2 separate regions of the Homo sapiens genome follow, and region 2 is linked to region 1. Evidence: read pairs that join two places in POLR2A ChIA-PET (ENCODE). Cell type or tissue: HepG2. All regions are shown on one strand. Links, peaks and the distances in the headings refer to the core of each region. The heading gives the core; the rest is flanking DNA.

What was found. ChIA-PET counts read pairs that join two places held together with the same protein. Peaks named below come from ENCODE experiments on the same cell type or tissue, not always from the same donor. Only the 100,000 strongest peaks of a DNase experiment are listed, where the experiment ranks them.
Region 2: POLR2A ChIA-PET joins it to region 1 with 13 read pairs; 5 of 35 experiments call an interaction of 5 or more read pairs at or near these places.

The regions. Positions count from the first base shown.
Region 1 is chr20:50,446,950-50,461,922 of GRCh38, forward strand. No RefSeq gene overlaps it. Among named protein-coding and RNA genes, the nearest start is that of PTPN1, 56 kb to the right of the region's middle. RefSeq lists enhancers at 1,575-2,540, 10,764-11,292, 13,242-13,742 and a silencer at 13,954-14,073. In HepG2, for the core only: a CTCF peak has its summit at 9,738 (motif pointing left); a DNase peak (open chromatin) is centred at 8,912; H3K4me3 peaks cover 1,255 bases.
Region 2 is chr20:50,361,337-50,376,309 of GRCh38, forward strand. LOC105372657 (a long non-coding RNA gene) reads left to right here. Exons shown (of 3, transcript XR_936837.3): 2 at 3,009-3,145; 3 at 6,099-7,530. Among named protein-coding and RNA genes, the nearest start is that of LINC01271, 47 kb to the left of the region's middle. RefSeq lists a silencer at 10,843-11,043 and an enhancer at 12,201-12,701. In HepG2, for the core only: a CTCF peak has its summit at 8,474; DNase peaks (open chromatin) are centred at 5,405, 7,715, 8,465, 11,535 and 2 weaker places; H3K4me3 peaks cover 1,663 bases.

The sequences.
Region 1 (14,973 bases), core at 4,471-12,470:
CCCGGAAATAAAATCATTTCCAGAACCTCACAATGAAAATGACACTTATTTCACAGAAACACTCAAAGGCTGACTCCACTTACGAGACTCCTCTCTTGTAACCCCAGTCAGCTTTCCCAGATATCTTGGGATTCCATGAAACCCACTGCAAGCATTTTGACCCAGGTTGGAGGCCTCAAACAGCAGTCTCCCACCTAAGAACATGGAAGATGTGGATTTTTGGTCAGCAGTGGTTTCAAAATCAAGACATTTCATGTAAATGCAGGAGTTTCTGGCTTCCCTTGAAACTCTTGGCTCTCTGGCCGCCCTGAGCCCACATTCCCACGTGGAAACTTCAGGCTGCCGTCAAACGGTAGTTGCTCCTTCCAGATGGGGCAAGGGCTCCCCGTTTGCCACAGTCCCCACCACTCCCTGTCGCCCTCCATCAGGACCACTTCACTCAATTCTTTTTTTCATTTGTACTTCATTCACTCAACCAAGATTTATTGAGCACTTACTATGTGCCAGAAAGCTGCAAACAAAACTGACACAAATTCCTCCTTCATGCAACTTATATTCTGGCTGGTGAGGCAATGAAGAAAAAGAAGGAAAAGCATAAATTCCAGAGGGTGGTAAGTTCTGCTGACAGTGAAAATAGTGCTGCAAAGGTGGAGAAGGCATGCTGGGTGTGGTCAAGGAAGGCCTTAGGAGGAAGGTACATTTGAGCAAAGATCTGAAGCTGGTAAGGACAGCAAGCCTTCAGGATATCTGTGGAAAGAACAGTCCAGCCAGCAAGAACAGCAAGTGCAAAGGTCCTGGGGCAGGACTGCTCCTTGTGTGTCTGTGAAGCAGCAAGAAGGCCAGTGCAGCTGGAGAAGAGTGAGTGAGGGGAAGGGGGTGGAAATGAGGTCAGAGAGGGGATGAGGTATCAATCTTGCAGGGCCTCATAGGATCTTTGGCTTTTACTCTAAGTGAGGTGGGAGCCGTGGAGGATTCTGAGCAGAGGCAATGTGGTTGTATGGGTGATAGACTCCCTCTAGCTACATGTGGAGACTGGACTGTGTGTGCGAAGCGGGTGGGGTGGGATGGAGGAGAAAGGTGGAAGCTAAGAGGCCAGCAAGGACCCACTGCAGTGGTCCGGGTGCAGGGTGGCAGTGGCAGGACAGGGCGGTGGCTATGGAGGTGGTGACAAGAGGTTGGAGTCTGGACATACTGTGTTTCCCGGCTCTTTTTTTTTTTTTTTTTTTTTGAGACAGAGTTTCGATCTTGTTGCCCAGGCTGGAGTGCAATGGCACGATCTCGGCTCACCAAAACCTCCCTCTCCCAGGTTCAAGTGATTCTCCTGCCTCAGCCTCCTGAGTAGCTGGGATTACAGGCATGCGCCACCATGCCTGGCTAATTTTTGTAGTTTTAGTAGAGATGGAGTTTCTCCATGTTGGTCAGGCTGGTCTCGAACCCCTGACCTCAAGTGATCCTCCCGCCTTGACCTCCCAAAGTGCTGGGATTACAGGCATGAGCCACCGTGCCTGGCCTTCTTCTTCTTTTTTTTCTTTTTTGAGACGGAGTCTTACTGTGATGCCCAGGCTGGAGTGCAATGGTGCAATCTTGGCTCACTGCAAACTCCCCTTCCCAAGTTCAAGCGATTTTTCTGCCTCAGCCTCCCAAGAAGCTGGGACTACAGGTGTGCACCACCATACCTGGCTAATTTTTGTATTTTTAATAGAGGCGGGGTTTCACCATATTGGCCAGGCTGATCTCAAACTCCTGACCTCAGGTGATCCTCTGGCCTTGGCCTCCCAAAGTGCTGGGATTACAGGCCTGAGCCAACATGCCTGGCCTGTTTCCCAACTCCTTTTGGCACTTAGGAGAAACTCCCCTCACTCACTCTCCTCCAGCCACATTGTGCTTGCATGATCCAACCTCAGGGCCTTTGCACTTGCTGTTCCCTCTGCCCTGCACACGCCGCCCCCAGATATTCCCAAGGCTTCCTCCCTCCCTTCTCAGGGCTAAAGCTGCTGAAACAGCCCACATTCCTGACATTCTCCTCCCTTGCTCTGCTGGGTTGGTCACTACAGTGAACTTCCTGGCCTCAATATACAGGAGACGTTTTTTCTTGTTGTTGAGTTGTCTATCTCCTGCCGTAGGGCATCAGCTTGAGGAGGGAACCAGTGATGTCTCTTTTTTTTTTTTAAACAGAGTCTCACTCTGTTGCCCAGGCTGGAGTGAAGTGGCACAATCTTGGCTCACTGCAACCTCCACCTCCTGGGTTCAAGTGCTTTAGCCTCCTGAGTAACTGGGATTACAGGTGTAAGCCACCACACCTGGCAATTTTTTTTTTTTTTAGTAGACATGGGGTTTCACCATGTTGGCCCGGCTGGTCTCGAACTCCTGGCCTCAAGCGATCTGCCCACCTAACCCTCCCAAAGTGCTGAGATTACAGGCATGAGCCACCGCGCCTGGCCAGCAATGATTTCTCTCGTTCACTGCTGTATCCCCGAGTCTAACTATGCCTGGAGCAGAGTAGTCCATCAGTGGGACTTGTAGAAAGAATGAGAGAAGGCGTCAGAGATTGATTTTGTTTCTGCCACTCATTAGTGTATGACCTGTGCAAATGGCTCCTCCCTCCATCCCCAGTATCCTCTTCTATAAAATGGGTCTCTCTACATAACCTCTGTAGGGCTGTTGTGAGAATCTGGGAAGCCTACGGCAAAAAGCCTTTAGCACCATTCAGGGATCTTCGAAGCTGTCCGTGTTAGGTGTTGCTATGAACCTTAGGAGGGAATGAGAGGATAGCTGGAAGAGAGTCACCCCCGCAGAGGCCAAGAAGGAAGAGAGAAACACGTTTGTCCTAAGATGGGACAAGGCTGTTTTTTCCAGTATTTTCAGTAAGAAAACGAAAGAGCATCCAAGAATCTCAGGGCACAGTCCAGGCTGCAAGCTTCTTGGCTGTCTGGCCTCTGCCCATCTTTCCTGCTCTCTGCTCCAGCCTATAGCTCCCTTCCCCGCAGCCCTGTGAGCCCCTCAGTGGCCCCAGGATCCTCTGCTCCTCTGCTCCTCTGGGAATCCAGTCCCCTCCGGCTGAATGCCTCACCTTCCCCTGGGGTCTACCACTCAGCCCTCTGCAGCCAGCCCAGCTCCTGTGTGGAATTCCCTGGTGGCTGGTATGAGGGGGTGCCCAGCATCCCCTCCTCATCCTGTGACAGTGGATAAGGGCCAGCTGTTAGCATCATTGTTGTTATTACTATTACACAAACGCTTCCAATGGATCCACACCACCTAAGCAGCGCCAGGAAGCCAGGGAAATGCCAGAAGCAATAACAGTCAGCAACTATGTAGTACCTACTGTGTACTGTGCTGTATTGCACATAGGCACCGTTCCAAGCCCTTCGTGCTATTAACTCATTTGATTGTCACAGTGTATGAGGCAGGTACTATGTTAACTCCATTTTACAGATAATGAAACAGATCTAGAGTGGTTAAGTAACTAACCACTGAGAAAGCTAGATTCAAATTTGTGGGTTGGCTCTAAAACCTGTTGTTTTAATTAACTCTACACACTGCTGCCTTATGGCATTTTATTGTTTGAAATAATAACATTTCCTGAGCACTCACTATGTGCCAGCTACTAGGCTCAGAATTACCTTTCTTCACCCTGAAAGACCCTATGAGTTCATTTGATTATTAAATAGTCCCATTTTACAGAAGAAGAAACTGAGGCATAGAAAGATAGTGCCTCACACAGTGTGGCAAATTGTGTTTTCTGTTTTTTTTTTTTTTTTTTTCTTGCTCTGTTGCCCAGGCTGGAGTCCAGTGGCAAGATCATAGCTCACTGCAGCCTCCTGGGCTCAAGCCATCTTCCTGCCTCGGCCTCCCAAAATGCTGGAATTACAGGGAGTGCACCCAGCTGCGCATCGTGTTGTCTTAAGATGCTTACAGCATCATCTCTCATCCTCATGATCTGTTTCTGCTTCTTTTTTTTTGTAAAAAAAAACCCCCCCAGCTTTATTGAGATATAATTCACATACCATAAAACTCACCCTTTTAAAGTACACAATCCAGTGGGTTTTGGTGTATTCACAGAGTTGTGCAATCATCACCACTACCTAATTTTAGAACACTTGCATTGCCCCCGAAAGGAACCTCACACCCATTAGCAGTCACTCCCCCTTCCCACCATGTTGTGAGGAAACCCAAACCAGCCCAAGTGAAGAGACCACACGAAGAAGTCACACACAGGTGTCTTTCTGATGGCCCAGCTGCGGTAGCAGCTGCCAGACACGCAAGTGAAGACTCTCCGACCGAGGCCAGCACCCCAGCCACCAAGTCGCCCTCAGCCTTCAGGCTGTCCCAGCCGAGGCCCCAGACACTGTGGAGCAGAGACAAGCTGTCCTGCTGTGCCCTGTCTGCATTCCTGACCACAGGATCTGAGAGATATCATTCCAGGCGAGTAGAATGGCTGCTTTACACCGCTGTGTTCTGGGGTGGGTTTGTTATGCAGGAGGAGTAACCGAGCCACAGCTGGTAAGGGGCAATGCTCGGGTTTGAACCCGAGTCCTTCTGGCTTTGAGGCTGCCCCTTAAACCACATATAGGCTGGATGATCCCCTGGATGTGGAGGAGTCGGCACTCCCTTTCTTGTGCAATCGACTCAGTGCATCGGGGTGACGTGCCCTTTCTCTAGCTGACCTTCTGGAAGCACATAAACGGAGACAGAAATGCTTTCTTTTTGTTTTGCCAGTTTATTGCTGCTGCTGCTGCTGCAGTTCTTATTTAGTATATATGAATTCTTGTTCTTATTTTTTGCTAGTTAGAGTAAGGCTGGGCGTGGTGACCCTCAGCTGTAATCCCAGCACCTTGGGAGGCCAAGGTGGGCAGATCATTTGAATCCCAGAGTTTGAAACCAGCCTGAGCATCGTGGTGAAACCCCATCTCTACAAAACAAATACAAAAATTAGCCGGGCACGGTGGCATGTGCCTGTAGTCCTAGCTACTTGGGAGGCTGAGGTGAGAGGATGGCTTGAGTCTGGGAGGCGGAGGTTGCAGTGAGCCAAGATTGCGGCATTACACTCCAGTCTGGCCGACAGAGTGAGAGCCTATCTCTCAAAGAAAGAAAGAGAAAGAAAGAAAGAAAGAAAGAAAAAGAAAGAAGGAAGGAAGGAAGGAAGGAAGGAAGGAAGGAAGGAAGGAAAGGAAGGAAGGAAGGAAGGAAGGAAGGAAGGAAGGAAGGAAGGAAGAAAGGTTAGAATAAATAGATAAGAAACACAAAAAATCCACCTGCCATCCCCACTACGCAGGAAAAACCTCCACATAACACTTGAATCTTGTAGAATTGTATCTACCAGGCATTTAACTCACGCAATTTCACTGGGCATCAGTGGGCCAAAAAGGGTGATGGGGAGAGTGACAATCTTTATTTTTTCGTTTCTTTTCTTTTTCTTTTTTTTTTTTTTTGAGAGAGTCTTGCTCTGTTGGCCAGGCTGCAGTGCAGTGGTGCAATCTTGGTTTACTGAAACCTCTGCCTCCCGAGTTTGAGTGATTCTCCTGCCTCAGCCTCCAGAGTAGCTGGGATTACAAGTGAGCACCATCACGCCTGGCTAATTTTTGTATTTTTAGTAGAGATGGGGTTTCACCATGTTGGCCAGGCAGATCTCAAACTCCTGGCCTCAAGTTACCTGCCCGCCTCAGCCTCCCAAAGTGCTGGGATTTACAGGCGTGAGCCACCAAGCCCGGCTGAGAATGACAATTTTCATATGGCAAGTGAGTGTAGCTGGCAGGTCCTATTTTTTGTTCAACATGGCCCCAAACACAAGATGACCCCTCTCCATCCAGGGGCTATTTGGATTTGCTAAGTGTTTATAATGCACCACGGTTGAGAGGAAATTTAACATATTTTTCAGGATCATTTTTGATTCTGCATAAAAAGAGACCTTTTTTATCCCTTCCAAAAATGGGATTGAGCTATGCAGATGGTTTTGTACCTGACTTTTTCACGTAACAACGTACTTTGAACTGCTTTTGGGCAAGTGGCTTTCTCCTGGCCTTCATGGGAAGGAAGCGCTCTGGGAGTCCACCTGCGCTCTTGCTGAGTGGCAGTCAAAGTCGACTGGAACTCTACAAGCTGTGCAGTCAGGATGCTGAGCAAAAGAAGCCAGATGGGAAGAGCACACACTGTGTGCTTCCCTTTATAGAAAGTTCAAAACCAGCAAAAGTCATCTATGGGGTTAGAATTCAGGACAGCCATTAACCTTGGGGGTGGTGGTGGGGAGGATTTACCAGGAGAGACATCAAGGGGGCTTCTGGAATGTCCTGTGTACATCTGGGTGCTCATTCCACGAATGTGTCCACTTGGCGAGAATTCACTGAGCTCTTTATGTATAATGTGTGTACTTTTCCTTGCAATTAAAACACACATACAAACACACGCAGATGCATGCGTGCGCGCGCGCGCGCGCACACACACACACACACACACACACACACACACACACACACACACAGTGTTCTTAGAGCGCAGGCTGTCCTGTCTGGAAATACATGTTTAATGCTTTTGCCACATATGGGCAGAGGTGAGTGTTGAGAGGACTGGGTATGAAGTTGGGAACCCAAGTCTGAATCCTGGTTCAGCCATCATTAAATGTGTGACCTTGGGCAAGTTACTTAACCTCTCTGAGCCTCAGTTTCCTCATCTGGACTCTGTACCAAGCCCACAAGATCACAGAAGCAGCCACTGCTCGCCTCTCCATCTGGCTCTTCCGTTCTTCTCTGGCTGTCTCTCTAAGCCCACACCACACTGGCCACCATTCTTGTTCCTATCACAGCAAAGCTCAATGTGGCCTCAGGGCTTTTGCCCTAGCTATTCCTGCTGCCTGGAATTACCCTTTCCCTGATTTTCTTGTGGTTGGTTCCTTTTCCTCCTTCATGTCTCAGTTCAAAGGTTACCTTCTCAGAGAGGAGAGCCCCTCACTGACCACTATCCACACCAGCCATCATCAGTTCCATTCCCTGGCCTCAGTTTCTTCCCAGTGCCTCTTAGGTTCTGAAATGGTCATATTTGTTTCTTGCATTGTTGTTGCTCTTTACTTGTTATCTGCTTGGCACTCCCTCTAGACCCATGGACTCTAGGACATGAGGAATCATGATTGTCTTGTTCATTGCTACACCTCCATCACATAAAACAATGTGTATTTGTTCAATTAACCAATCAATCTATACAGCGATCTGATTCTACTTTATGGAATTCTCGGGAAGTTTCGAAAGTACGTTTTAAACAGCCAGGTTTATAAGAATGAGGAAACTTTGAAAGCTCTGTTTGAATGTGGTTAACTCTACTGAGAAGAATCTAGATAGGCCCAAGATGCTTCGTGAGCTGCGTCTTCCATAATTTCATCTACACTGAAAGTCACTATACCGCTTGCAACCACCCGCCCCCCACCTCCACCTTTTGCTATTTGCACCTTTTGTTATTGGCCATTTGGCTGGAACAAAGTCACTAATATTCTTAGTAGTTTATTTCTATATATAGAGATTTTCTTTTTTTTTTTTTTTGAGACGGAGTCTTACTCTGTTACCTAGGCTGGAGTGCAGTGGCATGATCTCGGCTCACTGCAATCTCTGTCTCCCAGGTTCAAGAGATTCTCCTACCTCAGCTTCCTTAGTAGCTGGGATTATAGGCATACACCACCGAGCCCTGCTAATGTTTGTATTTTTAGTAGAGATGGGGTTTCACCATGTTGGTTAGGCTGGTCTCAAACTCCTGACCTCAGGTAATCTGCCCACCTTGGCCTCCCAAAGTGTTGGGATTACAGGTGTGAGCCCCCACGCCTGGCCAACATGGTTTTAAGATGGTCAAAAGGTACAGAGTGTACAAAGAGAAGTCTGTCTCCCTCTGACTACTGCTCTAGAGCCGATTAGTGTTTCCAGGTACCTAGTAAGCGCTTCCAGAACTGTTCTGTGCAGAAACAGGCATGTGGGCTATATCTTCATCTTTCCCGTTTACACAGAAAGGATCTAGTTCAATACACTGCTTTATATCTTTGCTTTTTCTTTTTTCTTCTTTATAATTGATCTTGGAGCTGTTTCCATACCACACATTGTATGTGTATGTTTTAGTTGCACAGAAAGGTGTACGCATCAAGAGCTCAGAGAGTAACTGGTCTCTCTCTCTCCTTCTCTCTCTCTCTCTTCTTTTAAGACGAAGATTTGCTCTTGTCACCCAGGGTGGAGTGCAGTGGCCTGATCTCGGCTCATTGCAACCTCTGCCTCCCAGGTTCAAGTGATTCTCCTACCTCAGCCTCTTGAGTAGCTGGCATTACAGGCGTGCACCACCACGCCCAGCTAATTTTTGTACTTTTAGTAGAGGCAGGGTTTCACCATGTTGGCCAGGCTGGTCTCAAACTCCTGACCTCAGGTGATCTGTCCACCTCTGCCTCCCAAAATGCTGGGATTACAGGTGTGAGCCACCGTGTCTGGCCATTTTTTTTTTTTTTTTTGAGACAGGGTTTTGCTCTGTTACCCAGGCTGGAGTGCAGTGGCATGATCTTAGATCACTGCAGCCTCTAAGTCCCGGGTTCAAGAAATCCTCCCACTTCAGCCTCCCTACTAGCTGCGACTACAGTCATTCTTTTTAAAAACCATAGAATACTGACGGACACCTCAGGCAGCTCTGGTCTTTTGCTTCTGCAGGCAGTGCTGCAGTGATGGTCCTTGGATGCACCTTTGGGCCCAGGAAAATCACTGATTCCTTTTGAATCTGGTAAAGCAACCCGAGAGTTTACCCCTCCCCAACCTCATCTTCACCCCTCGGCCCATCCCGCCCTTGCTGGTGTTTGTGTTTTGGCCTTTTAAAGACTTTTTCAAAATTGACTTTGGCTTCTTGGCCTGAACTCTGAAGTGTTTGAGCTGATAAGATAGCAGGCTTGGCTGTGGGGGCCAGGGGTAAACAGTGACCCCGGGGCCCTCAGCCCCAGTAAGGGAGGGGCCACAGCCCCAAGTCTCTCCTGTCTCCAGCTGTGGGAGCAGGCGGTGTGGCTGGAGGAGGAAGCTGAATTGCGTTGGGCTCCAGATGGGTTTGGGAACCGGAAGGAAGTGGGAAGCTGGCCCCACACAGACCCACTTCTCTGGGCCTTTGAGAACAGTGCCAAGAGGCGCAACATGGGCTCAGTATTTGCCGGGGCCTCTCCTAAACCAAACAGGACGCCACGGGCAAGTTGGAGCAAAGTCCTGGCAAACCTGAAGACACATCCCGTGGAGCCCCAAGGAGCCGAGGGTCACAGGAGGGGCCCTGCCTCCAAGGCCGTGGCAGACAGAACTGGCACCATCTCCACACAGCGTCACCGAGTGATGTCCAGTCGTCTCAGGCCGGGGATTGTAACTGCCCCGCTCTGATCTAGGCCACAGAAGTGAACAAATCAGTTTGGATTCCCACCCTCTAGAACTTTCTTCAGTTGAGGAGGGAAGAGAGAGGATAAATAGGCAAAAACTGGCCAGGGTGCAGGGGACTACAATGGAGAATGGCCAGGCTGTGGGGGCAGAGCAGGGGCACTGCTCACCCTGGAGGGGGAAGGCCTCCCCAGTCATGCCTCGTCCCAGCTTAAAATGCTTTGGGGCCTGCCATGGTTTCTCAGGGCTCCTGGGACCATGGCCTCTGCGTGATCTTCCCTGCCCACCTCTACCAGCAGGGTCAGTGGTGCCAGCTTGGCAACACTTGGTGCCCATGTCTACCTGGGGTCCCTGCATGGCTGCTCCCTCTGCTGGCAGCGCCCTCACCTCCCACCTCCCACTCAGCTCTCAGCTCTCAGCTGAGATGTCACCTTCTCGTCCAGGAAGCCTTCCTTGATGTCCCTGGATGGTCTTGGGGCTATCACATGCTCCTGTACATTCCTCATCCCTGCTTCAGTCACTCTGGGGTTACTTGTTTGCGGGTGGCCCAAGGTAGCCCAGCATGGCCAGAACCCAGCCCTGTGGATGACCCTGCTGGATTCAAATGCTAGCTCCGCCTCTTAGCTGTGCAACCTTGGGCCTCAGTTTTGCCATCTGGAAAAAGGGCATAGTGATGGCATCTACCTCACAGGGTGGTTGTGAGGAAGAAGCAGTTTAATACAAGTACTTAGAAAGACATCTGGCACCAACTTTGCACTCAGTAAATGTTGGCTGTGCCATTACACTTGTTCTCTCTCCCACAGAACACAGCAGGTGCTCACTTCACATTTGCATGCTAAATCAGTGCAGCCCTTCAAATATGCTCATGAAAATGAGCAATGGGGGGGAAGGCTTAGTTAATTCAGATGCTCCTCGACTTGGGATGGGGCTGCAGCCTGATAAACCCACTGCAAGTTGAAAATATCATTAAGTCAAAAGTGCATTTAGTGCACCCAACCTACGGAACATCATCATAGCTTCGCCTCGCCTCCCTTAAAGGTGCTCGAAACGTTTACACTCACCTACGTTGGGCAAAATCATCTAACACAAAGCCTATTTTATAATAAAGTGTTGAGTATTTCATGTAAAATTATTGTACTCTGTATTGCTAAACTGATAAAAGATTAAAGTTCAAAATTCCAAGTATGATTTCTATCAAATGCCTATCTCTTTCGTACCATAATAAACACGAAAAGTCCTAAAATGAACCATTGTTAGTCGAGGATCATCTGCAACGGAAAAATTTTTTTAAAACACAACAGTAAAGAGTGATTTACAACTATGTAACACACACACACACACACACACACACACACACACACACACACACACAGTCCAATACCCTGGCTTGGGGAAAAGAAAGAAACAGACCGTTTAGTGTGGTTTTGTTAGAAGGATGGGACAAAAAAATAATTTTTCTTCTTTCTTGTTTGATGTGTTTTTTTCTACTCTTCTTTAATAAGCATGGTTTCAATTTAAATGGGAAAAAAAATAACAAAGAATCTAGAGAAGGAACCCGCAAGCCCTTTCTGTTCCATAGAGTTTTCCCACAAACTGGGGCAGGGGGTGGGGTAGGTGGGGTGTGGCGGGGTGGACAGAGAAAGAGCTGCCCTTTAGAAGTTAAGCAAGAGCAGGAAAACCATCGTGTGCCGGGCGGGGGTAGGGTGTCAGCTTGACCAGGGGAAGTTGTGGCAACTAATAACAAAGCAACTCCTCTCCCAACTCTGGGCATGGCAAGACATGCCCCCACTCCCCAGACCCCAAGATGGAGCTAGCAACCCTGCCTAATGCCACGGCCCTGTGTTTCCCTGCAGCGTAACACGTGTCGCACGGCAGCGTCTGTAAAGAAAGGGCCTTGTCCGGGCGCGGTGGCTCACGCCTGTAATCCCAGCACTTTGGGAGGCCGAGACAGACGGATCATGAGGTCAGGAGAATGAGACCATCCTGGCTAACACGGTGAAACCCCGTCTCTACTAAAAATACAAAAAAATTAGCCGGGCATGATGGCGGGCGCCTGTAGTCCCAGCTACTCAGGAGGCTGAGGGAGAATGGCGTGAACCCAGGAGGCGGAGCTTGCAGTGAGCCGAGATCGTGGCACTGCACTCCAGCCTGGGCGACAGAGCGAGACTCTGCCTCAAAAAAAAAAAAAAAAGGGCCTCACCACCTGCCCCCTACTCGCGTATGTTACCTCGCCTCACCTGCCTAACCCTGAAGACCTGCCTGCAAGCAGTAAGGTACTACTGTTAGCCCCATTTCACAGACGGGGAAACTGAGGCTCAAAAGGTGTAATAATTTGCCCAAGGTTGCCCAGTTGATCAATGACAGAGTCTGAACTTAATACCATTTGGGCTGGATGTGGTGGCTCAGGCCTATAATCCCAAAGTTTTGGGAGGCCAAGTCGTGAGGATTGCTTGAGTCCAGGAGTTCAAGACCAACTTGGGCAACATAGTGATAGCTCATCTCTACAAAAATTAAAAAATTAGCTGGGCATGGTGGCATGCACCTATACTCCCAGCTACTCAAGAGGCTAAAGCAGGAGGATCTCTTGAGCCCTGGAGGTTGAAGCTGCTGTGAGTCATGATGGTGCCACTGCACTCCAGTCTGGGTGACAGTGAGATACACACACACACACACACACACGCAGATTTTAACACCATTTGGTTTTATCCTTGTCTGTGATGTCTGTGATTTGTCATCTTTTTTTCCATTTCCACTAAAGTAGATGTTAACAAATGGAAGGCTGGAAGAATGGATGGATGAATGGGTGGGTGGATGATAAATGGGTGGATGGATGGATGGAAGGAAGGATGGATGGATGGATGGATGGATGGATGAATGGGTGAGTGGATGATAAATGGGTGGATGGATGGATGGAAGGATGGATGGATGGATGGATGGGTGAGAGATGGATAATGAGTGGAGGGATGGATGAATGGATGGATGGGTGGGTGGATGGAAGGATGGATGGATGGGTGAGAGATGGATGATGGATGGAGGGATGGATGAATGGATGGATGGGTGGATGAATGGATGGGTCGGTGGATGGATGGAAGGATGAACAGATGGATGGAAGGATGGATGGATGGATGGAAGGAAGGATGGATGGATGGATGGATGAGAGATAGATGATGGCTGGAGAGATGGATGAACAGATAGATGGGTGGATGGATGAATGGATGGATGGTTGGGTGGGTGAAGGATGGATGATGGATGGAGGGATGAATGAACAGATGGGCAAATTAATGAATTAGTGGATGACTGGGTGGGTGGAATGCATGCATAAAATAAATGGGTGACTGAATACAAAAAGAACTAACTAAATAAATAATGATGAAAGGCAGAGGGCACTAAGAGGGTTTCACCTTTCAGGGTTTGTTCCTGGACATTGAATGTGCCCTTTGGAAAGATTGCAAACTGGCAGTTATCAGGGTAAATTGGGCTGCAGACATATTTTGTTTGATCTTCACAGGGTTTTTAATTTTTTGAATTGTCATTATTTTAAAATTAGGAAATTTCACATTAAAAATCTAGATTTCTGATTTCTCCTGCAAAATTGGGCCGGCACCCATACCAGGAAATAATATACCAGGACTGACGGGGCTGAGCCTCTGAGTGCTCACGGTCCCCACTGCTCCACAATGCAGTCCTGCTATTGGGGTTGTGTCCACTGCCATTTATCATGGCAGTTTGGGCTGGTGTTTTTCTCAGTACCATTACAAGGAAAATGAAAAATCTCTTACAGGTGGCTCTTGGTCAAAAGTGGAAAATGAACTTAGGTAAAGAGGAAATTGGGAGAGAAGTATTTCTTTGTGGCCATGGAGAACACTCCTGTGGATTCGATGGACCAGCAATGCATCTTGCCTGAGTGGTTAGGGGCACAGATGCTAGAGCCTGATGGCCTGGGTTCAACCCCCGGCTGTGCTACATACCGGCTGTGTGGCCTCGTGCAAGTCACTGAACGTTTCTGGCCTCAGTTTCCTCATGTGTAAAGCAGAGGTGGTGTCAGTCCCCACCTCATAGAGTGTCAATGATTTTCTCTCCGTGGGGCTCTCTAGGTGTGAGCTGCTATTATCTTACACAGGGCTGGCTCCCGTCATGTGTGTGATCTGCCTACCCTGAGCGTCCACAGCAGCGGTTCTCAACCAAGGTCAACTGTGCCCCCCAGGGGACATTTGGCAATGTCTAGAGACATCTGGGGTTGTCACAACTTGGGTGGGGAGGGGCTACCAACATCTTATGGGTAGAGGCCAGGGAGACTGTGAACAGCCTGCAAGGCTCAGGACAGATCAGCAAAAGATTCTGCTGCCCCGTGTACTCCGCCCCGTGTACTACGTGCTGAGGCTGAGGAACCCGGATCTACAGGAGTCCAAGTCCCCAGAGGGGCTGAGCTATGGCCAGATATCTAGGAGTCCCTGAAGGCTGCCAGAGGTGATTCCCTCTAGACGTGGCAGGAGCCATTCCCTCTGGCCTGAGCCACCTCAGCCCTCAGGATCATCAGGCCCCAAGTAGTGCCCCGTCCCAGGGTGCCTGGCCCCAGCCTGCTCCCAGCCCCATACAACAGGCAAGAAATGTGTCTGTCCCTAGCGCCTCCTGGTGGCCCAGCCCTAAACTACATGACTCTTCCCAGCCCAGGGTGGTGGGAGGGGAGGATGAGGACGTACCTTCCGGGTGTTTAATCCAGACTAGTTGGGAATGTGGGAATTTAAGGTCATGGAAGGCGGTAGCCAATGTTTCAAAGACAAATTGACATAGGTTTGAATCTCAGATCTTCCACTGACCATCTGGGAGGCCTTGGACACATCCCATGACTCTCCTGGGCCTCAGTTTCCTCATCTGGAATGGGGATGATGTTATTTATGTCACAGTTTCGTTGGGAGGATTAAATTAAGTGCATAAACAGATGAAACATACGAGATGCTTAGGATTAAATTAAGTGCATAAACAGATGAAACATACGAGATGCTTAGGATTAAATTAAGTGCATAAACAGATGAAACATACGAGATGCTTCACAAGCCTCCTCTCGGATACTTGTTATTGCTGTGTTCATAGCAATTCATAGCCACTTGTGTTTGATGAATTTCCAGTGTACTCAGAGTGATTTTTTTCACTGACTATCAACAAATAATTTTGCTGCAAAGAAATACAGATATGGGAAAGGATGCACAATATATTATCAAATGACCACAGGCCTCAGAAACATTGTATACAAACACTCTATCTGTGTGTGTGTGTGTGTGTGTGTGTGTGTGTGTGTGTGTGTGTGTGTGCGCGCGCGCGCGCAGAGAGAGAGAGAGAATCTTGGTTGTTAACCAGCCTGGAGTGAACACGACTCACTGCAGCCTCCACCTCCTAAGCTCAAGCAATCCTCCCACCTCAACCTTCCAAGTAGTTGGGACTACAGGCACCTGCCATCATATTTAGTAGAGACAGGGTTTTACCATGTTGCCCAGACTGGTTTCAAACTCCTGGACTCAAGTGATCCTCCAACCTTGGCCTCCTAAAGTACTTGGATTACAGGTGTGAGCCACTGCACCCGGCCTGATATATCTATATTTTAAAAATATGTACTTTCATA
Region 2 (14,973 bases), core at 4,186-12,185, 86 kb before region 1:
ACAGTGGGGAAGGACGGAAGGGAGAAAGGAAGAGAGCAGGGGCCTAGGTGGGTGCAGGGCAGGGAAGAGAGGCCAGTTCTGCAGCCTCCCCAGACAGTGGCCCTCGGGATCCCTTTACATTTTAAAAAACTGCTGAGAACCCCAAGGAGCTCTTCTTGCTTGTGTGGATTCTATCAGTCGATACTCACGTTAGAAATGAAAACTAAGAAATGTATAACATATTTATTTATTCACTCAAATGTAATAATAAATCCATTACATGAACATAACATTTTTTATAATAAATACCTATGCATTTTAAAATGGACAAATTTAATGAGAAAAGTGGCATTTGTTGGATTGTGGATATTTCTGCATCTCTCTGTAACAGCTGGCCTCTGGGGGACAGCGGGTCCTCACACTTGCTTCTGCAGTGGATCTGCTGTGAGACTTTGTTTAGGATGAAGTACCTGAGAAAACCTGGCTTCCAAAGGCACATCGTTGGAAAAAGGGAGGATATTGTCACATTGTGAAATACATGTATATTGAGACGGAGTCTCACTCTGTCGCCCAGGCTGGAGTGCAGTGGCGTAATCTAGGCTCACTGCAGCCTCCGGCTCCTGGGTTCAAGTGATTCTCCTGCCTCAGCCTCCCGAGTAGCTGGGATTACAGACATCTGCTGCCATGCCCGGCTAATTTTGGTATTTTTAGTAGAAATGGAGTTTCACCATGTTGGCCAGGCTGGTCTCTAACTCCCGACCTCAGGTGATTTGCCTGCCTCGGCCTCCCAGAGTGCTGGGATTACACGCATGAGCCACTACACCCAGCCATGAATAGTCTTTAATGCTACACAAAAACTAATCAGTGGTAATGTCTTAAATTCAGATGCAATGTGGAATCTAAACATCTATCAATGAACTTTTCAAACTCTTTACACTCATGTGAGAATGAGAGTAAACAGGGCAAATAATCCTACGAACCCCTTAATGGGTCTTGGGGACCCCTAGGGATCTTCGGACCACACTTTTAGAACTGTTGTGTTCTCTACAATGGACACGAACTCATCATTTTTTATGGCTGCATAGTATTCCATGGTGTATATGTGCCACATTTTCTTAATCCAGTCTATCATTGTTGGACATTTGGGTTGGTTCCAAGTCTTCGCTATTGTGAATAGTGCCGCAATAAACATACGTGTGCATGTGTCTTTATAGCAGCATGATTTATAATCCTTTGGGTATATACCCAGTAATGGGATTGCTGGGTCAAACGGTATTTCTAGGGACATGGATGAAGCTGGAAACCATCATTCTCAGCAAACTATCGCAAGGACAAAAAACCAAACACCGCATGTTCTCACTCATAGGTGGGAATTGAACAGTGAGAACACATGGACACAGGAAGGGGAACATCACACATCAGGCCTGTTGTGAGGTGGGGGGAGTGGGGAGGGATAGCATTTGGAGGTATACCTAATGTTAAATGATGAGTTACTGGGTGCAGCACACCAACATGGCACATGTATACATATGTAACTAACCTGCACGTTGTGCACATGTACCCTAAAACTTAAAGTACAATAATAAAAAAAAAAAAGAACTGTTGTGTTCTCAAAGAGAAGTATCCCAGCAGTCAGAAAGCTGCTGGTTGACCCCCACCAGGGACATACCAGGGTATGATGAAGAATGCAGGTTCAATTCCCATTTCTGCTGCTTCCTGGCTGTGTGTCTCTGGGGAGGTCACTGCTTCTCTAAGTCTCAATGTCTTCATTTCTAAAACGGTGATAAGAAGACCTACCTTACAGGCTTGTGGTCAGGACCCATGAAAAGCAGGATGTGAATGCAAAGCCCTTGCTCATATGTGTTCCTTTCTGCCACAGGGCCTTTGCGCGGGCTGTTCCCTCCATCTGAAACCCCTTCCCTCCCGGTTTTGCCAAGGGAACTCCTTTCCCTTTAGCTCTTGGCTTAAGTGCTTCTTCCTCCAAGAAGCCTTCCCTGACTTCCCTGGAACGTCTGTTAGAAACCCCTAGAGCATGATCAAAGCTTTATATTTTTCAGGGTTATAGGTGATTATCTGTCTCCCACCAATCCCTAAGCCTGGGTTGACTTTTGCCCTCTGCCGTAGGAGCTTGTGTGGAATGAATGCTGTTGAAAGAATATTGGTGATAAAGTGCCATCTTTGCTGATATCTTGGTTTTTCCATCCTTGGAATGAAAAAGCTGGGCTTTGACAAGGGGTCCCTCCCCAACCCCCACCTTCTCTGCCAGCAGCTGGACTGCACCAAGCAGGGGCAGGTGGAGGGGGGCTCATGCTCTGAAGCTGCAGGGGTTCTCTCGGGGGACCCAGCCCTGCCTGAGCCCCCTTTATGTGGGGTACCCCGGAGGCCTCTGGGGTCATGCTCCCCATCTCGCAGCTCTTTCCTTTCTGCACATGGTACCTGCCCTGCCCTAGAGCAATCTCTCAAGCATCCAGGCTGGCAGACGCCCTTCTCCCTCCCCTACTCTCCCTTCAGATGGGCTCAGTCAAGGATTTCTTCTCTGCAACCCCAAGCCGACTGTATCTCTGTGTCCCTGCCATCATGGCACATATCCCATACCCTCATCTTCCCCAACCAGGCAGCACGTTCCTCAAAGGCCAGGATTGTGTCTTCATCATCTTCGTCCCCCTGGGATCAGACAGTGGGCCTGGTGTCCAGTAAGTGTCCAATACATATTTGCTAAAATGACACGAATGCAGGACTCTGGGAGAGGTTCCTCTTATCGAAGGAGGTTGTACAAGTTAGCTTTGGGCTGCAAGGAATAGAAACTCAGCTCACACTGATTTAAAGCATAAAAGGCACTTACTGGCTTGTATTAATGAAAAGCCTAGTAGAAGGGTGAGCTTCAGGGTTGGTTTGATCAGAGCTTCAACTCTTTTCCTCTGCGATTTACCCAGTTCTGCTTCCGTGTGTTGTTTTTGTTTGTTTGTTTGTTTGTTTGTTTCCTCTGGCTGGTTTTCTTCACGGCGTTGAAACAAGCATGACTGTTCCAGGTCTCGTTCTGTCCAGATGAAGATCTCTTCGAGTGGCTACTTGGAATGCACTCCAGAGGCCCCTGACATTGATTCTTCTCTAGACTCAAACTAACCTAGTTACATGTCCGCCCTCGAACCAGCGGCTGCAGCCGAAGGTGAGATTTGGAAAATTAGCTTAGATTTGGTGTCAGGAAGGCGATCAGCTCCCCAAAAAGGGGGACCACACGAGAGAAGTGTGGCAATCCCCTCAAAATACGAGTAGTTACCAAGAGAAGAGAAAGTGGGCAAGACCGTCAAAGCATCCACTCGAGGAGTTTAATTATATTCAAACCCATAGCAAAAAAAGAAGCTGTTTTTTGAGCAAAAACCAACCCAGGGAAAACTTTGCTAAACGTCCAGATATTTCACCAGAACCTTCTGTCAAACATAAGAAGATAACAGATTTCTGTACTCTCTGACTGAATTTTGCTGACCAAATCCAAAGTCAGTTCACAGAGCCACAGATGACTTTACTGAATTTTTTTAAAAATGTGTTTGTTTTTCCGATTATGATAACAATACATGCTTGTTGTTAAAATATTTAAATAATGCAGAAAAGCATTTAAAATAGTAGTTCTCAACCAAGGGTGGTTTTGTCCCCCAGGAGACATGTGGCAATATCTGGATACATTTTTGGTTGTTAGGATAGGGGGTAGGGGTTAGCTCCTGGCATCTAGTGGGGAGAGGCCAGGGATGCCACTAGACATCCCACAGCGCCCAGGACAGTCCCCCGCAATGAAAATTATCTGACCCAAAATGTCAATAGTGTCAAGGTTGAGAAACCCTGATTTAAAGGAATGTAAAAATTACCCCAAATCCTACTGTCCAGAAATAAACACTGCCGACATTTTGGCAAACATCATTTAGAATACTCTTTTTAATATATGCCCATTGCACACACAACTTAATACAAATGAGATTATGCACATGAAAATGCTTTTCTCTACAATGTCATGGCTGTCTCTCTGTATTGCTGTTTTTGTTTGTTTGTTTTTTGAGACAGAGTCTCGCTCTGGTACCCAGGCTGGAGTGTAGTGGCATGATCTCGGCTCACTGCAGCCTCCGCCTCCCAGGTTCAAGCCATTCTCCTGCCTCAGCCTCCCGAGTAGCTGGGATTACAGGCGCCCGTCACCACGCCCGGCTAATTTTTGAATTTTTAGTAGAGATGGGGTTTTGCCATGTTCGTCAGGCTGGTCTCAAACTCCTGCCCTTGTGATCCACCCGCCTTGGCCTTCCAAAGTGCTGGGATTACAAGTGTGAGCCACCACACCCGGCCCTCTATATTGCCATTTTAATGAGTATTTTTAATACAGCTTAACACAATGTTTTATATTTATTTAATGCAATTTCATAAATTTTTAATACAGCATTTCATTATATGAGGACTATTGTTTGCTTAATGAATCTTCTGTAGTTTGGCATTTCAGAATTTTTTCCCCCAATTTTTCACTATTATAAACAATGCTGCAATGAACGACCTTCCCCGTAGAGACTACTTGGCCTATTAGAATAAATGCCCCCAAGTTAAATTTCCAGGTTGCTTTAAAATTTCTGCCCAGTGAACAGCATGGTGCTTGTTGCCATTCTGCTCCCAGAGACCCTTGTAGAGTCCGTTCGGGACAGTATGAGAATCCCCATTATCCCATACTCTGCAACACTGAGAGTTGCCAATCTTTTTTGTCTTTTCTAATCTGATAGGCAGAAAATGACATATCATTGTAGCTTATCATTGATAACTGGTGGGGTGGAACTTGTCTTCATACTTTTTTTTCTTTTTTTCTGAGGCAGTGTCTCCCTTTGTCTCCCAGGCTGGAGTGCAGTGGCACCATCTCAGCTCCTACATCAGCCTCCCAAGTAGCTGGGACTACAGGCATATGCCACCACACCTGTCTAATTTTCCTTATTTTTTGTAGAGATGAGATCTTTCTGTGTTACCCAGGCTGGTCTTAAACTCCTGGGCTCAAGCAATCCTTCCACCTCGGCCTCCCAAAGTGCTGGGATTATAGGCATGAGCTGCCTCGCCTGCCAGAATAGTGGGTTTTTAATACGGTGTTTACCTCTTCTTATTGTTTTGCAAGAACTCTTTGTATATTAAGGATAGTAATTCTTTCTAAGAGTCTTATAATTGACTATAAAAGTCTCCCTCCCTCCCTCCTTCCCCTCCCTCCCTCCCTTCCTTCCTTCCTTCCTTCCTTCCTTTTGTTCCCTTCTGCTTTCTAAGGATATGCCTGGTGTTTGGCAAGCATTGCATGAATTACATTAGGAAATAACTTTTGTAACAAACCCATTTAACAACCATTCTTTGTTCCCCGCCTCCTGATAATGCTCAGAGCCACAGCAACAGCCTTTGCCCAACTCCATGTCATTAACCCTTGATCTTTTCCTGCTGAATAGCAGATTGCTTTCCGGGGCTGGCAACACAGTTTCATTTTCACCTTCCTGCTGATGGAACTGCCCTGGCTCTGTGCCAGATGGCTGTTTACATAAGAAATGATTTGATTATATTGCACAGCCAATGGCAGCCTTTCTCAGAATAAAGAAGCCAGAAACATATAATCAAAGCCATTAACTGTGTACAAAGAAACGCAGCCCACTCTAAATTTCCCACCAACCATAATCACAGTTTTCCAGAGAAAAATAAGAACAGGGTTATGGTTCCCTACTAAAAACGTGTTAGGGGAAAGACTTTTAAAAGGAAATTGTGGTATAGCTCAGTTGCACTCTCAGATCAACCCTTGAGCCTTGACTCCAATCCCAGCTCTGTAACTCACTGTCCTTGTGACCTTGGAAAAGTCGTTTACTGCCAAAAGCCTCCGTTTCTTTATTGTAAAATGGCTATAATAGTAATATCAACCTCAGAGGTTTACGAGAGGATTAAGTGAGATAGTGCATAAGAACACTTTCTCAGTCAGAATGTTTTCAGCCGCAAGGAGCAGAACACTTGACTAAAGGAGGGAAAAAAAAGCTAGAGGACTTATAATTTTATTTAACAGGGTTGTTTCATTTGGAGGCATAAAGATGTAACCAGTGATTCACATTCTTTTCTTCTTCCTGCTATGCCATTCTCAGCAATTTATGGACATGTCTCCTCATGGTTTCAAGACAGCTGCTGTGGCTCCAGGCATCACACTGGGACATGATAAAATCAAGCAAAGAGGAGGAGGGCATTTTTTCCCCTGTGTCTCCTTTCATGATGGAGAAAATTGTTCCCAAATTTCCCCCCTGCAGATCTGCAGACTTCTTATTGGCCAAGATGGCGTTACATCTATAATTCCAAACCAGTCACTGATGGAGGAATGAGAATGACTGCAGTTGGCTTGGACCTATAACTCACTCTGAAGCCGGGGCGAGGAATAGCCACCGTCCCTGAGCTCCTGAGTAGATGCACAACCAACAAAACTGAATCCCGTCAGCGAAGGAGTCATGGGTGGGCAACCCGTGCTGTGTCTACCATAAGCACAACTCCTGGTGCTCATGAGGTGCCCCCAAAGGCTGGCATTTGGCAAGCTCAAGACTGGGAGTCCACACAGTGCTCCAGGTGGGAGGATCACAACCGCGATTGGCCAGGGAGTCCCTCTGGGTGCCAGACCCCTGTATGCAAAGCCCCACTCAGCATCTCCACTTGATTGGCTTATGGGAACCTCAAATCCAACACACTATATTTGAACTCATCATATTTCCTCCCCACTGGCCTCCTCTGTTGGTACCCACCTTGCTCAAGCCAGAAGCTGGCTGGTCCTCAGGAGTCCCTGCTTTCCTTCCCCATCTGTGCCCACGTCTCTCCAGCTCTGCCATCATCTTCCACCTGGACACCAACCAAGCCCCCGCTCTCCCTGCTGCTGTGTGGGCATCAACAGCCTATGCTGTTCCCTCTGAACGGAACTCTTCCCGCTCCTGTTTCCCTGTCACCTTGCTCAGGAAAGCTCTTCTGATCCCCCCAAGTTGAATCCCTCATTACAAACCTCACATCCTGACATACATCTCTCCATTGCCCTGATCATACTTCTTATTTACCTGTGTGATTATTTCACTCATGTCTCACCCCACCAGGTTGCAGCTCCATGAGGGTGGGAATTGGGTCTGTTTTGTTCACTGATAACCTTCAGTGCCTGACACATAGTAGGGCCTCAATTTTATTCCTGAATCCCATAAATGAATAAATTCATCCCCTGCCCTGTGGCCAGGGAGATCACTCTAAGAAGCAAATCTAATCACTCCCTCTCCTGCCATAAGCCTTCCATGGCTCCCCTTTACCCACAGGACAAAGTCTAAAGGGCTTAACCTGGCTCTTTCAGGCTCCTCAAAGTGGATTCTGCCACCTCTCCAGCCCCATCTCACCTGCCCCATTGTCCTTTACGGTCCAGCCACCCTCTACTCCTTTAGGTGTCTCAAAGTCTGCATGTTCTCTCCTATCCCTGGATTTGCCTATATGCTATGTTTCTCCCGGAAACTTTGTCTCAAAAAATCTTCATTCTCATTGCCAAGGCTTTAAAATTTGCCTCTTTTGGGGAAGGTTTAGTTCTGTAAGCTCATTCTGGAAATCTGGGTTCCTTCTATCTAGCTGTTGTCATCCTCAGTCCATAGCTTCCAGTCAAGTCCAAAACAGCTGCTATAGCTTCTCCGTCACATCTACGTTCCAGGCAGTGGGGAGAGAGAAAGGGTCATTCCTCTTAAGGGCATGACTCAGAAGCAGTGCTATCACTTCTACTCAATCCCATTGGCTGGAGCTCAGTCATATGACCATGCCTAACTGCAAAGGAGGCCGGGAAATAGAATCACTATCTGCCGATTATGTTAGCATGTTTCCCACTAATGCTCCAAAATTCTCTCAGTATGAGAAAAAAGCTGATGGATGTTGGTGGACACTGATGGTCCTGCCACACTCACCCCCACAGTGCCAGTCATGGACTTATCTCTGCCCAGCCAGACTGTGAGCTCCCTAAGGACAGGGACCATATATGGTGGTCATTGCAGCATCCCCTGCAACTCACAGAGTGCTGGTTGTGACATATGGCAAATCAGAGTGAATTGCAGAGGCCGGAAATACAAGGTGGAGAAACTGAGGCAGGCACCAGTTGAGTTCCACACACATTTTCTGGGTGCTGATTACACATAAGAACCCTGGGCTTGGTCCCGGTGCCTGGGGGGCAGCAACACTTGTCTGGCCTGGCAGTGTCCCCAAAAGCACCCAGTTGGGGGCTGCAAGGCCCCACCCGGTGGGGAAGCTGCAGAAACAGAGCAGAGTCCACAGTCAGAACAGGAGGCGCCACAAGGGCCTACAGGTAAGGCAGGTCCCAGGCCCTCAGCCCACCTGGCCCTGGCCCTGCTGCACTCTTGGCCACTCCCCAACATTATCTGGCCTTGGGCCCAGCCCTGAGCACCTGCCCTTCCCTGCTCTCCCGAGAGGCCTGAGCTGGGGTTCCCCTCCCCTGTCGGCTGCCGTGGGAAAGGCCTTATGGTAGCTCTCAAGGTCCAAGTTCCAGCCTCAACAGCTGCCGTACTTGCTATTCCCTCTGGCCAGACCTCCCTTCCGTGCTGCTCTAGCTTCTCCTGCTCTCAGCTTAGACGGCACCTCCTCACTGTCTCCAAAGACCACCGCCCACCCCGGTGCCTCTCCACCACATTGTGCATCTTGTTGCTTCCCAGCATGGGTCTGTGTGGGGTCGTAGGGGAATCCTGCTCTTGTTCATTCATTTGTTGGCTTCTTTGCTCGCTGTCTCCCCCAGTAGAGACATGGACATTTTCTGTCTTGTTTTCCACTGTATCCAGAGCCTAGCCCAGGGCCTGGCACCTAGTAGGTGTTCAGGTAATATCTATGGACTACCTACATACACACACAGTGAGGAAAGACAAGAGAATTAGCACTCACTGCACTCGTATGACATGCCAGCGCATGCGTTGTTCACTCTGAGGCCCACGACATCATTGCCTGGTTGGAATCATTATCTCCATTTCACAGTGGAGGAAACTGAGACTCAGAGAAATGAAGTGACTCGACCGAGGTTACGCCAATAGGAAGGGCCAAGTCTCAGACGGGGGGGGATATTTATAACGAAATGCAAAGATCTTGGAGGAGGGGGTGGATTCTTGGTTGTACACATCGATCAAAGCTCATCAAACTGTACAGTTGAAATCAGAGGTTCTCAACCAAGCATGGTTTTACCCCCAGGAGACATTCAGCAAAGTGCAGAGACATTTGGTCATCATGGGGGTAAGCAATGCTACTGGCATCTCGTGGGTAGAGGCCAGAGATGCCGCTCAACATCCTACAGTGCCCAGGACAGCCGCCACAGCAAAGAATTATCTGACCCAAAATGTCAGTAGTGCTAGGTTGAGAAACTCTGCTTTGAAGGAATGTAGTTTACTGAACACAAATTATGTACTCCATTTATTAAGGCATAATCAATGCATTTTTTGTAAAATAGAAAAAATAGAAAAGAACTAACATAATTGGAAAAGAAAGGAACCAACTAAGTACAAAACAATGGCCACATAATTTAAAAAGGCAAAGAACAGATCAGAAAATACAAAGAGCCTATATGTAAATGACAAGGGGCTCCACCTTAATACTAATAAGGGAAATTCAAATTATAACAAAAAGCTGGGGGGTTGCCTCATGTCTGTAATCCCAGCTCTTTGGGATGCTGAGTTAGGAGAATCACTTGAAGCCAGGAGTTTGGGAGCAGCCTGGGCAACATAGTGAGACCCCATCTCTACAAAAATTTAAAAATTAGCTAGGTGTGGTGGCGTGAGTCTGTAGTCCCAGCTTCTCAGGAGGCTGAGGCAGGAGGATCGCTTGAGCCCAGGAGTTTGAGGCTGCAGTGAGCTATAGCTAAAAAAAAAATTACAACAAAAATAATCACAATGGGAAAAAATTTTTTTAAATGACAGATGGGGCCAGGCGCGGTGGCTCACACCTGTAATCCCAGCACTTTGGGAGGCCGAGGCAGGCGGATCATGAGGTCAGGAGATTGAGACCATCCTGGCTAACATGGTGAAACCCCGTCTCTACTAAAAATACAAAAATTAGCCGGGCGTGGTGGCGGGCGCCTGTAGTCCCAGCTACTCAGGAGGCTGAGGCAGGAGGATGGCGTGAACCTGGGAGGCGGAGCTTGCAGTGAGCCGAGATCGCGCCATTGCACTCCAGCCTGGGCGACAGAGCAAGACTCCGTCTCAAAAAAAAAAAAAAGACAGCTAGGCTGGTGAGTGTGGGGGAAGTAGGCCCTCTCATCCTCTCCTTTGTGGATGGAGGGAGTGCAAACTGGCAAAGCCCTGGCGGTGGTGTGGTAGCACTTTGCATCATTTGTCTAGCAATCCCAGTTGTGCAGAAATACACATGCGCTCAGAGAGCTGTGTGCGGATGCTCACTGTGGTATTGTTTATAATAGTGAAGTTTAGGCTGGAAAACTAAATATCAATGAAATCAATGAACGTGGAATTAGGTAAATAAACCATGGTGCATTCATGCCATGGAATACTATGTAGCAGATCAAAATGATAAGGCAAATCTCTACACACATAGTTAGGCGGAACAAAAAAAGCGGGCTGCAAAACCACATTTGCAATCTGTTTCGAATCAGGTGGCACAAAAGAAATCCAGGGCCCAGGCCGCTAGCGCTTGCCATCATTCATCACCCCTTCTCCCCACTTTTGAATGGGGCGGCAATGTGCCCAAGTGAAATAAGACCTCCCCAGCCTCCCCTGAAACCACGCGGGTGCAATGTAGTAGCCATGAGACCCAGAGCGCACACACTTTGTCCCTTCCCTGCCCTCTTGCCTTGCTGAGAAGCAACCCTCTTGAGCCAGGAGTTTGAAAGTCACATACCAACATGGGAGACCAGGAAGCTGGTCATTGGTGATGTCCCTGAACAAGCCTACAAGCCCAGACTTGCTCACCTCTAGACTTCTTTTTACACAAGAGAAGTGAACTCCCATTGGGTGAAACCCTGGTGTTTGTTATTTTTTACTTGCAGCCAAGTGCAATTTCAGAGGCAGCAAACTCACTGGGGAGGAGGACGGTTGAGTCTTCTGCAACAGAACTGTATTCAAGTGTCATTTACATAGTTAAGACTTTTCTAAAATAAATCAATACATCAAATAAAGCCTGTCTGGCTAGAGTCTGTGGGACTCTTGCTGTTTCTTTCAAAAAGTGTTTGTTGATTGGCTCAGGTCCCTCTCAACCCAGGCAAAAATGCCAAGGGGAAGATGGAGGGACATCGAGGGGTTTCCCTGTGACCTGCTGAAGGAGAGGTTGGAATGCTGTTTTCTTAGGAAAAGCTCCATTTTCCTGGTAAGAGGACTAGCGCCTGAGTCTCTCACTCCAGGGAGGCTCAGGGGTCAGTCCAACCAGCCCAACCCGGGCTGCCCCTATCATAATTGGTGACCCTCTAGCCTAGACATGCTAGCCTCCAGGCAGTGACCTGGCTGTCTCTCCCACCTGTTTGTCCTCTTCCCAGAAGGAGGATGCTCCCTTTATCTCAGGCCAAAGTACCCCCCTCACCCTCCCAGGGAAGGGGAGGAATGCCACCTGTCATCACGGGATGGGTGAGTCACCTCTTACTGGCTGGAGGCCATAGCCAGCCCAACCTCTCTCTTTTGCCCCCTAGCTCTCCCCTGTGGGTGGGGAACGATGGGAATATCACCCTAAAAATCGTGACAGCAACAGCTGCCATCTCTGTGGCATGGAACCTGTCACTGGAAGCTTGAGTGCACAGCCCTGGGTTCCAAGCCCAGCTCTCATGTTCTAACCTGGTGATCTGGGGGGAGTCACCCCTTCCTGATCCCCATTTATGCATTTGGCAAACGTTTATTATGCAAGCACTCTGAACCGGGCAGGGGGTGCTGAGGATGCCACAACGAACACCCCGAAACAATCCTGCCCTGTGGAACCCATTAGGTAGAGACGTTCAAAACTAACAATAATGATAATGTTAATAAATTTTAAAATTCCGAGTGTCAATTGGTGATGATGTCACAGAGAGAAGGGGCGAGGAGTGCTGGTGCAGAGGTCTTGTTCATGTAAGCAGGTGGTCTAGGACGCCCTGAGATACTTTGAAAATGGAGGAAAGGGCTGGGTGTGGTGGCTCACACCTGTAGTCCCAGCACTTTGGGAGGCCAAGGAAGTCAGATCACCTGAGGTCAGGAGTTTGAGACCATCCTAGCCAACATGGCGAAACCCTGTCTCTACTAAAAATACAAAAATTAGCTGGGCGTGGTGGTGAATGCCTGTAATCCCAGCTACTCGGGAGGCTGAGGCAGGAGAATTGCTTGAACCCAGGAGGCGGAGATTGCAGTAAGCCAAGATCATGCTACTGCACTCCAGCCTGGTGTCTCAAAAAAAGAAAGAAAAAAGACAAAGAAAAAATAAAATGGGGGGAAGACCTGGAGGAGGTGAGAGAGGGAGGCTTGTGGTTCTCTCAGGGCACAGAGTCTCAGGAAGAGAGAACAGCAAGTACAAAGGTCCTGAGGCTGCCGTGTGACTGATGTGTTCCAGGAGCAGGGAGGAGGCCAGTGTGGCTGGAAGGAAGATGCCAGAAAGGCAGAGTGGGGGTGTACTACCACACGGGATTTAGGGACACTGCCAGGACCTTGTCTTTGACTGTGGGTGACATGGGAGCCAGAGGAGGGTGTTGAGCAGAGGAGAGATGTGATCCGACTTCCTTTGGGTAGCAAGACAATGATGGAATGGGGGAGGTAGTTCGGAAGCCATGGCAACAATCCAAGCACACACACTCATGCCAGGGCGGGGCTGCGGACCTTGGAGGGTGGTAGGATCCTGGATGCAGGCTGTGGATGGGAGGTGGTGGGGCAGAGGCTAGAGAAAGAGAAGAGTCAATGAGGACACTCAGGTGTTTGGCCTGAGCCCCTGGAAGGAGAGAGGTGCCACTTTCAGAGGCAAAGACGATGCAGGAGAGGTAGGATCCTGCTGGAGGAGGCGTTTGGTTTCTTACCTGGGATGTCCGAGATGCCTGTTAGGCATATTGAGTCGTAGCTGGATATTCAAGACTGAGTTCAAGGCAGGAAATGTATGGTTAGAGGCTTTTAGCTTGGAGATAGTATTTAGAGACTCAGTTTCTTTGTCTGTAAGGTGGAGATTAAACAGCATCTGCTTTGCAAGGTTGCTGTGAGCCTGGGTTGAGGACTGAGAGTTCATGGGCAGGTAGCAAAGTGCAGGTAAATGTCAGCTCCGTTACTTCCACACCCAGCTCACTCAATCCTCATGAGGTCGTTATTATTGCCATCAGCTTTAATTTTACAGGGAGTGGAGGTTCAGAGAGGTTAAGTGACTGGTCCAAGGTCACATAGCCTGAAAACAGCGCAGCCAGGATCCAAGGCTGAATCTAGAGTCTTGTTCTTGGCTTTCTACCCTGCTGCCTCCTCCCTGCTCTCCCAGCACCAGGCCCTTGGATCTTGAACTGATCAGACTTGAGGGGCTCCCAGTTGGGAAGGGAGACAACCGTGAGTGGAAATGCCTCCAGGCAGACAGGACCTGAGCCTGCCCCACTAGGGGGCAAATTAGAAGGGGGGCCAGTGAGGCAGCACAGCCATGTGGTTAAGGGAAGCACTGTGATGCCAGACCACCTGGGTCCAATTTGGCTCTATCCTCACTAGGTGTGTGATCCTGGAGATGTGACTCATGTTTATTTGTGCCTCAGTTTCTGCTGCTGTGAAATGGGATAATACAGGTTATTGGGAGGACTGAATGAGTTGGTCCATGCAAAGTGCTTAGAACAGGACCAGAAACTCAATAGGCGCTCCAGCTCACTTTCCACCAAACGTGTGCCCCCAGGGCCTGGGGCCACCTGCCATGTCTTTGGGTCCACATCTGTCCCTTGCTCAAGGTTCACATCTTGCCTTGGCTGCTGTGAGCTATGTGTTTTTGGGTTTCTCACCCAACTTCCCTGCACTCACACTTCCTTTGACCCCAAAGTGGGAACCATATCTACCAGTGGTGAGGATCAACATGCACAGTGCCTGCAGAGGACACTGGATTGTAACTGTGACAGGCCTCAAGTGGGTGCTCAGTGTGCACAAATGTTCATGACAGCTGGAAACCCAGATGTCCTCCTGCAGTGGAACGCTACTCAGTCACAAAAAGGAACAAGTGCGTGATATTTGCAACAATGCAATACATCTTGCAGGCATTGTGTTGAGACCAAAAAGAACGCTCCTGGTTTTTGAAACTCTAGATGAAACACAACTAAACTTTGGTGACAGCAAGCAGATCAGTGGCTCCCTCGGCTGGGCCAGGGATGGGGAGTTTGGAAAGGGATATAGGGAACTTCGTTTTAGAAATGTTTTGAATGTTGTTTTGGGTGTTTGATTCATTGGAATTCATCAGACTAAACCCGTAAGACCTGTGCATTGATTGCATGTTCATCATATCCCACTTTTAAAAATTTTTATTTTTATTTAATTTTATTTTTTGAGACAAAGTCTCACTGTGTCGCCCAGGCTGGAGTGGAGTGGCACAATTACAGCTCACTGCAGCCTTGACCTTCCCAGGTTCAGGCGATCGTCCCACCTCAGCCTCCTGAGTAGCTGGAAACACAGACGTACATCACCATGCCCAGCTAATTTTTCTACTTTTTGTAGAGATGGGGTCTCACTATGTTGCCCAGGGTGGTCTCAAACTCCTGGGCTCAAGTGATCCTCTGGCTTCTGCCTCCCAAATTGCTGGGATTACAGGCGTGAGCCACCGTGCCCGGCCCCCAATTATTTTAAAAAGCAACAAAAAAGTTTGTCGTTGTCATCATCATAAATTTGTTCTTATTTCTCTGACTGTTCTATGGCACCAAGTGCCCCCTTAGCCCCCTCTTTTGAGGCCAGCAGAGACCCAGAGCTAAGTTTGGGGTGACTTTTCCCTACCTCTGGTCCATCAAAGGTCTCTGCCACATAAGGCAGATGAGCTGGCACTGTAGAAAGAGCCCTCAGACCCAGGTCC